2 separate regions of the Mus musculus genome follow, and region 1 is linked to region 2. A link is a contact called in ENCODE POLR2A ChIA-PET data. All regions are on one chromosome and are shown on one strand. The core of a region is the stretch at or near the end of the contact, and the rest is flanking DNA. Distances in the headings are between cores, read along the strand shown. Region 1 holds the start of Miga2 (mitoguardin 2). Region 2 holds the start of Tbc1d13 (TBC1 domain family, member 13).

Evidence for each region. ChIA-PET counts read pairs that join two places held with the same protein, here RNA polymerase II (POLR2A).
Region 1: POLR2A ChIA-PET joins it to region 2 with 11 read pairs in embryonic stem cell. The contact joins the promoter of Miga2 here to the promoter of Tbc1d13 in region 2. POLR2A ChIA-PET finds 5 or more read pairs at or near these places in 2 of 5 experiments (Patski and embryonic stem cell).

What each region holds. Positions count from the first base shown.
Region 1 is chr2:30,362,756-30,366,938 of GRCm38, reverse strand. It overlaps Miga2 (mitoguardin 2), which reads right to left and starts at 2,706. Exons shown (of 16, transcript NM_001242407.1): 1 at 2,634-2,706.
Region 2 is chr2:30,131,654-30,135,425 of GRCm38, reverse strand. It overlaps Tbc1d13 (TBC1 domain family, member 13), which reads right to left and starts at 1,680. Exons shown (of 12, transcript NM_146252.3): 1 at 1,514-1,680; 2 at 556-629. The coding sequence starts at 1,536.

The DNA of each region.
Region 1 (4,183 bases), core at 1,457-3,956, 230 kb before region 2:
CCTGTCTCGAAAAACCAAAAAAGTTGGCTCAGCAAGTTAAAAACATTAGCTATCCTTCTAGAAGGCCCAGATTCAATTCCCAGCACCCAAATGCTAGCTCACAACTGTCACAACTCCAGCTGAAGGGGACCTGATGCCCTCTGCCCTCTTCTGACCTGTGAAGGCACCAGGCACTCATGGTGCACAGACATATACACATGCAAAACGCTCATCTATGGGATGTTTTGTTTGTTTGTTTGTTTGTTTTGTTTTTTACAGAAAGGTGCACATGTCAGCACACAGAGATATAAACAAGAGAGGCCCCAGAGGTTGGGCACTTCAGGCTTGTGATTCCAGCTGAGGCAGGAGGATCAAAAGCTCAAAGAATGACTGGGCAACTTGGGCAGACCCTGTCTCAAAATTTTTTAAAGCACTTGTCTAGCGTGAAGCAGTGGGGGAAAAAAATAGTGCCTCCAGTGGCTGAATGAACAGCAGGCGTGCATCAGGAACACCAGGCCCCAGCCCTCTGCCCCCACAGGCAGGCAAGCAGCCAGATACCCCACAGACACCTCTATAAGCCCGGCAGCAGAGGGAGACATGCGTGGCATGTTGGCATAGAAAGAACCCTGAGACCGGGAGATAAATAGGTCATCCCCTAACTCAGGGCCTTCTGCACTTTCTCAGTCTTTCTAAAAACACTGGCCATCTTCTAAATAAAGATCTCAGGCTGCAGACTGACATCCTTTTCAGAGCCAGGAATGCTTCACTTCCTGTGGCCTAAATATTTGTGCTGATCTTGTTGTGGTGGTGGGGGTTTTGTTGTTTGTTTTGTTTTGACTTATATTTATTTTTGAGACAGAGTCATATACTGTAGCACAGGCTGGATCTGAATTCTAGATACTTCTCTTACTTTTTGTCCCCCAAGTGTTGTGTTTCCTGCTATGAACCAACTGAGTCATGACAGCTATATGGGCAGATGTTTCTCCCTGACTCTCCCCACCTTCTCATGAAGAAACTGAGTTTTGTCCAACCTAAGCCAGGAGTCCAAAATAACTCATCGGTTGCTAAGTGGTGAAGAGAGGGTATGTCAAGGTCTACTGGACTCTGGGTTCTGCTTAACACAGCAGGAACAGGCAGTGCACCCCAGCAGAGACACAGAGAGAAAAGATAGCCCAAGACCCACTAAGACCCAAAGCCAGATGAGATGTTTGATCACATATTCTGAGACCCCAAGACCCTGCAGCAGGGGTCTTGTTCAAGTTCAAGGATGCTTTCTGAGATCTTCAGAGGAAGGAACACCATAGGCCAGGACAGACCCTGTCTCTCTGGGATGATGACCAAAAGTCACTAGGCCAGCACAAGACATGAACAAGGAACAGATTATCCTTGGTGAGTGGGGGAAGGCATACAGCCCTATCAGGCTGGCCCTAGGGCTGTGGGGGGAGGGGAGAGGGCAAGAGGGCTGGCAGGCAGAGTGAGGTTCAAGGGCTAAAGAAATTGCCACACTGTCAAGGGCAGGGTACATTTTTGCCTAGAGGTTAAGTGGGCTATGATGTGCCTCCAGCCTGGCAGGGCACTGAGTGAGAGACAAGGACATCAAATAGCAGGAGATATACTTCTCAGAGCATTTCAACAAGCCAGCGCACTAGCTCTCTGTGAGGCCTCAGTGGAGTCCTTCTCAGAGCACGCAAGGATAGGAATACTGAGGCTTTGAGAGATGAGGACCGAGGCTGGGCCGAGCACCCTAGCCATTGCCTGCTGCTTGCTTGTATCAAACCTGAGGGCCTTGAACGTCTGGGAAGGCCACCTGGTATTAGAGGTGAGCCTATTCTAGGATCCAGGCAGGAGGAGAGAGGGAAGGGGAGGCCTGGCATCTGTTTGCAGGTGAGTCCAGTTAGCCTTGTCTGTGCCCAAGAGGAAGGAAGGGTCCAAGCTCATCATCATATCCTACCTGTCTCTCTATTCTAATGCTGGCCACCAATCCTGCTCCACATTCTTGAGCAGGTAGGTTATCTGCTCCTCCACCCTGGCACCTTAGGCCTGATATCCCGGCTTTCCAATCCAGGCCCTCCTCTTTTGTGCAAGCCAACCCTACTAATTGGCCTGAGCATTCTCTCGTCCCACTTTGACCTGGCTGTGTTATCAGAACCAGGCAGTACTACAGCTCACTCTGCCTCATGTCCTGTTTGTCCCACCCCTGCACATCTCTGTGGGATCCCACGCAGCCGGGCATTGGGCAACCCCACAGTGAACATCAACAATATTCCAAGCTTCAGTATCTGCTCCTTGCGGAGCCTGGGCAGGGACCTTCCTGCTTTGGCCCCGACCTCCCTAGGACATCCTTGACCGCTGTCCACATACAGCGCTGCCCACAGCCGGCACACCTGGGGGGGGAGGTGCCCGCGACCATACTTTTAGATGCTCGCAGCGTTCCAGGCCCGGGAGTCTCCTCTCTGACCCAGCTCCTTTCTCGTTCCACCCACGGAGCCACGCATCCTCTCGAGCCGCCTGGTCCAGGGGATCCACTCATCCCACCTTGGACACCTTCGCGGGCTGGCTGGATCGCAGACCCCGGCGTGGGCCGGGTTCCATGCTCCGCAAGCCTCGCTTCTAGCCCTGCTGATCTGGTCGCCCGCGCAGTGGCCGTCACTCACCAGGGATCCCATCGCTGGGGAAGGGCAGCGTCTCCTTTCCAGGCGGCAATACAACCAAACCACGCCGCTGGATGGGGAAGGCGTGGCCTCGGGCCGGCCAACACAGCTCTGACCAATGAGCGTCTCCATATCGCTCCGCATCGGCGAGGCCCTTGGCCAATGGGGTGAGCTACGTGATCACGCAGACTCCGCCTCCCTCGCTTTTCGCACCGCCCCCTAAGTGTGGTTGCAGTGTGGAATGTCCTCTTCTCTCCTCCGATTGGTCACTAGGATTAGACAGACACACGGACACTAAAAAGGCGGTGGAGTTAGTGGACACCTGGGGCTTTCTGGGAAGCAGCTGCTTAGAGAGTCTCTGCCACACGCTGGTCCTCAGCGTTGTTGTCACTGGGATGTCACACCTGATTACCAAACTCCTGCGCTACACATACTCTCACACCAACAGGCACACACGCATGCACGCACACGCACATCTACAACCCTTATTTATGCATGGTTTGGTTTGGTTTCTTGGTTTTGGATTTTTTTTTTTTTTTTTTTTTTTTTTTTTTTTTTTTGAGACAGGGTTCCTAAAGGATCTATGCTTTGGAGACTAGCAGGTTTTGTATGTTTGTTTTTTAGTTTGGTTTGGTTTGGGGTTTTGGTTGGTTGGGTTGGTTTTTGGTTTTTTTTGTTTTGTTTTGTTATTTTCTGAGGCGATTTTTTTTTTGTGTAGCCCAGGCTGTCCTGGAACTCCTGCCCTCTGTTGGGATTAAAGCCAGGTGTCACCACCGCACTGCCCGCTGATCTTGAATTCTTGATCCTCCTGCCTCCAATCGCCTGAAGTGCTGGAATTATTGGGGTTTTTTTTGTTTGTTTGGTTGGTTGGTTTGGTTTTTTGGGTTTCTCTCTCTCTCTCTCTCTCTCTCTCTCTCTCTCTTTCTTTCTTTCTTTTTCGAGACAGGGTTTCTCTGTGTAGCCCTGGCTGTCCTGGAACTCACTTTGTTGACCAGACTGGCCTCGAACTCAGAAATCTGCCTGCCTCTGCCTCCCAAGAGCTGGGATTAAAGGCGTGCACCACCACTGCCCGGCGAAGTGTTGGAATTATATACAAGCATGTGAAACTCTGCCCAGCTACATCCAAATTCTAAATTAGTAAATAATTATTATTTGAATATCAGGGGAAAAAAATAAAGGCCAAAGTGAACTTTTTTGGTAAAAGGTGCAAGTAGTGCCTATATAGGCCAGAAGAGGGCGACCTCTGATCGCCTGGAACTGGAGTTACAACTGAGAGGAATTCTGTGGGTGCTGGGAATTGAACCCTAGTTCTCTGCAAGAACAATACACTGGGCTTACCAATTGAGCCATCTCTCCAGCCTCCAGTTACTGATCCTTTTCAGCCAGTGTGAGTTACTGAATAAAGACATGCAATTATAAATGGCTTTAACAGGACAGAGCTGGATGCTGTCTGAATGGTCACTATGGCCAGCTACAGACAGATCCTGGTAAGTACAGAGTAAAGAGGAACAATTTCGCATACAAGACTGTGAACACAGACACTTGGGGCTTGT
Region 2 (3,772 bases), core at 431-2,930:
GGCCAACTTCTGCAATGCTGTCAGGAGTTCAGAAGAATGGCTCTGAGGGTGGCTTCCCTGACAATGAGCCAATTAACCACCCCACCCCACCCCAATCTGCACGACACAGGCGACTTAAATTCTTTCTTTGAAAAGTTACTAGGCAGTACCACAGGAGCTCTACAAACATCTTGGGATGTTTTTACAGACGGGGTAAAAATCCAGCTATTGCTGTGCTGGAACATTAACCATGTGGGGGGCAAAGTCAAATGTGGTGGAAGTTCAATTCCTTAAAATTGGTGCTCTACGGCTTGAGTTTTAACACTAACCAAAGGTCACTCTCAGCTCTGATCCACAGCCAAGTAGAGAACCCGGGAACCACCCTGCAACTTCCTTAACTCAAGAAACGAGCTGAGAAATGCTGAGAGGCCTTCCCTAGGCACAAAGGGTTACCACCGGTGCAGTCTTCAGGCCACTTCAAGGGATTTGGGGGATCACCCCCCCCCCCCAGCTAAGGGCCAGCTTTCTGCCGGCAGGCAGGTTTCCAGGGAAACCCTGAGTAAAAGTGCATCTTACCACTAAAACTGAGTTCTCGAAGCTTTTCCAACACAATGGAGGGCTCCTTCAGGACATCCTGGAAATCTGCAATCCTTCAAGGGCAGAAAAGGAAACGCCAAGGTAACAGGCTTAATGACCACTCTTGCAGCCAGCCCAAAGATCTTTCACTCCCAACGGTCTCCAACTACCAGCTTAGGGAAGTGGACAATACAAGTTTCTTCCTCTAAGATCTGCCATGTCAACGAAAAGCCATGAGAGGTATTCTAATCCAAAGGGTTTGAAGTGAGAACTTAACATTAAGCACTGTCCACTGTTAGCGAGCTGGCATTTCCTGGGCACTTGCTGCGGCCAAGCCCAGCCCACAGCACACCACTACCCGAATTCACACAACCAAGCTTCCTGCAACCAGGAGTAATTGGATCCACAGACAACAGACTTGTACAATCTCCCCATGGCTCCCGAAGCTCTTGGCTGGGTAAAGGGGAGGGGGCACAGACTTCTCGGGCCTGCCCTCAGGCAAAGACAAAAGACTAAAAATTAGTCCTGGAGTGACCAGAATTTAGCGGGCGTTGCAAGATGTGCCTGGGGTGGGGGTAGGAGGTGGATTTAAGAGGCCAGATTGGAGAACCTGGATCCCCTGGTGTTTCTCATGAGCATGGAGCACAGGGACAGGGGCATTTGGGGGCGGGGGAAGGTGCGAATCCTAGAGCGAGGAAGCGGGGAGGGTAATAGGGGGCTGGACAAGGGAGACACTAGGGAAAGGGGTCCCGAGTGAGAGAGAAAGAAAGGTGACACTGAGGTAAGAGAAGCATCTCTGCTTCTCGCCTCTGCCACACAGGCAATGAGACCGTAAGGGGGCTCGCCGCCGGGGGAGGGGGCTGTTCTTGGCCGCACATGCGCTGAGCAGCTCTCTCTGTGCGAAGGCCCGGCCTGGACGGAGCGGTCTGGGTGCAGTCTTGACCTCAGGTCTCCTTACCGGCTCTTGTGCAGACTCGACATGGTGTTGACTTCCGGACTCCCGAGCTGCTTCTGCAGCCCCAGCTGCCGCCACCGCCACCGCCCCCCTCCCTCCGGGGACACGGGGCGCTGGGCAAAAGCCTCCGGCAGGAAGCAGAACTTGGAGCGTGCGCGTTCCGCGGGGGCGGGGCCGCGCTGGGTCCGCCCAAGGGTCACGTGACGGGGACTTCTTTAAGGCTAGGCAAACCGTCAGTTGAGCGTCAGGACGGCGTGACTGTCAGTGATCCCGCTGGCTATGAGTCTCCCGCCCTCAGTTTCTGATTACTGAATACACTTGTCTATCTCTCTCACTCCCTGTCATTAACTGCGGTACAGTTGTTTGGTTGATTGAACTAGTTGTTTGAACTAGACTTAGTCTCCGGTGTGGTCTCATTCAATGTCGAGTCCTTCCTTATGGAAATGACCCTGTTGCTCAGTAAATACCTCTCGGAGGAGCCGGAGGAGTACAGCTCAAGGTTTCCTTGACTTTGGAAGTTCATAAACTAGAATTCTGGCAAGCCTGGCGGTGGTAGCTCACGCCTTTAATCCCAGCTAGAAGCAGGAGGATCTTTGAACTGACCTACAGAGTTCCAGGACAGGAAGAGCCACACAGAGAAACTCTGTCTTGAAACTCCTCCCCTCCCCCGCACTCCCATCCCCAAGTAGAATTTCTGTAATTGCACAATTTTAAAGCAATAGAAAATGAAAAACAGGAGCTAAGGGTGTAACTCAGTTGGTAAACTCAGTTGTGAGTGTGAACTTAAAAGAGCAACTATGAAAATCATTGGCTAGCATGCACGAAACCAGGTTTCAGGTTCAGCACTCCTTGTAGCTGGATTTGGGGAAACATGCCAGTAATGCCAGCATTTGAGAGGTGGAAGCAGGAAGATCAGAAGTTGAAGGTTCAAGAAGTTCACTCTGCTAGAAGTGAATTCGCTGTTGATGCTCCAGGGAATAAAGCACTCACGTGAGCGTGAGCTCTGGCGTTTGGATCCACAGAATTCATGAAAGAGCTGCCAAGAGGGGCGGGAATGTGCAAGGTTTAGACGGCAAACAGACTCGCTGGACTACCTTCAGTGAATAAAGGGGAGAGCCATCAAGGAAAGCAAATGGCCTTTAGGTCAGGGCCCCTATACACACGTTATTGCTACACATATTTGCACACACAGGCACACAATTTCTTCTGTAAATTATGTGTATGGGTGCTTTGCCTGCATGTATGTCTGTGCACCACTTACCTGCCTGGAGGTCAGAAGAGTGTTGGATTCCTGTGGAACTGGAGTTGTAGATAGTTGTGAGCTGGGAAATGAACTAGACCCTCAGAAAGAGTAACTAGAGCTCTTAACTTCTGAACTATTTCTTCAGTACCCCTCCCACACACACACAATGTTTTTTTTAATTTAAAAAAGAGAGCTGGGGGCTGGAGAGATGGTTCAGTGGTTACGAGCACTACTGCTCTTCCAAAGGTACTGAGTTCAATTCCCAGCAACCACATGGTGTCTCACAACCATCTGTAATGAGATCTGATGCCTTCTTCTGGTCTATCTGAAGACAGCTACAGTGTACTCATATACATAAAATAACTAATTAAATCTTAAAAAAAAAAAAAGCCCAACGTGGTGGCACAGGCCTTTAATCCCAGAACTCGGGAGGCAGAGGCAGGCAGATTTCTGAGTTCAAGGCCAGCCTGGTCTACAAAGTGAGTTCCAGGACAGCCAGGGCTACATAGAGAAACCCTGTCTCGAAAAAACCAAAAAAAAAAAAAAAAAAAAAAAAAAAAAGTATTTGCAGAGTGACATACTTCCTTCAATAAGGCCACATCTCCTAACAGTGTCATCTCCTGTGGCCAAGCATTCAAACACATGAGTCTGTGGGACATTCCTATTCAAACTACCACAACCACCCTTTGTTAATTTGAAACCCAAACTCACTACTCTCAGTGCGGTCTGGACTCACCACCAACTCTGTTCACCTTTTCAAGTTTGCTCTTTTTTTTCTTGAACCTTGATATTCCATATAAGGTGAGTCTTTCAATCTTTCTTTTTTTTTCTTTTTGCTTTGTTTTGTTTTGGTTTTGAGACTGGGTATCTCTGTGTGGCCCTGGCTGTCCTGGCACTCACTCTGTAGAGCAGGCTGGCCTTGAACCCACAGATGTGCCTCCTGCCTCTGTGTCCTGAGCGCTGGGAGTAAAGGCGTGTGCCACCACTACCATGCCCTGCTTGAGGTAAATCTTTCCTTC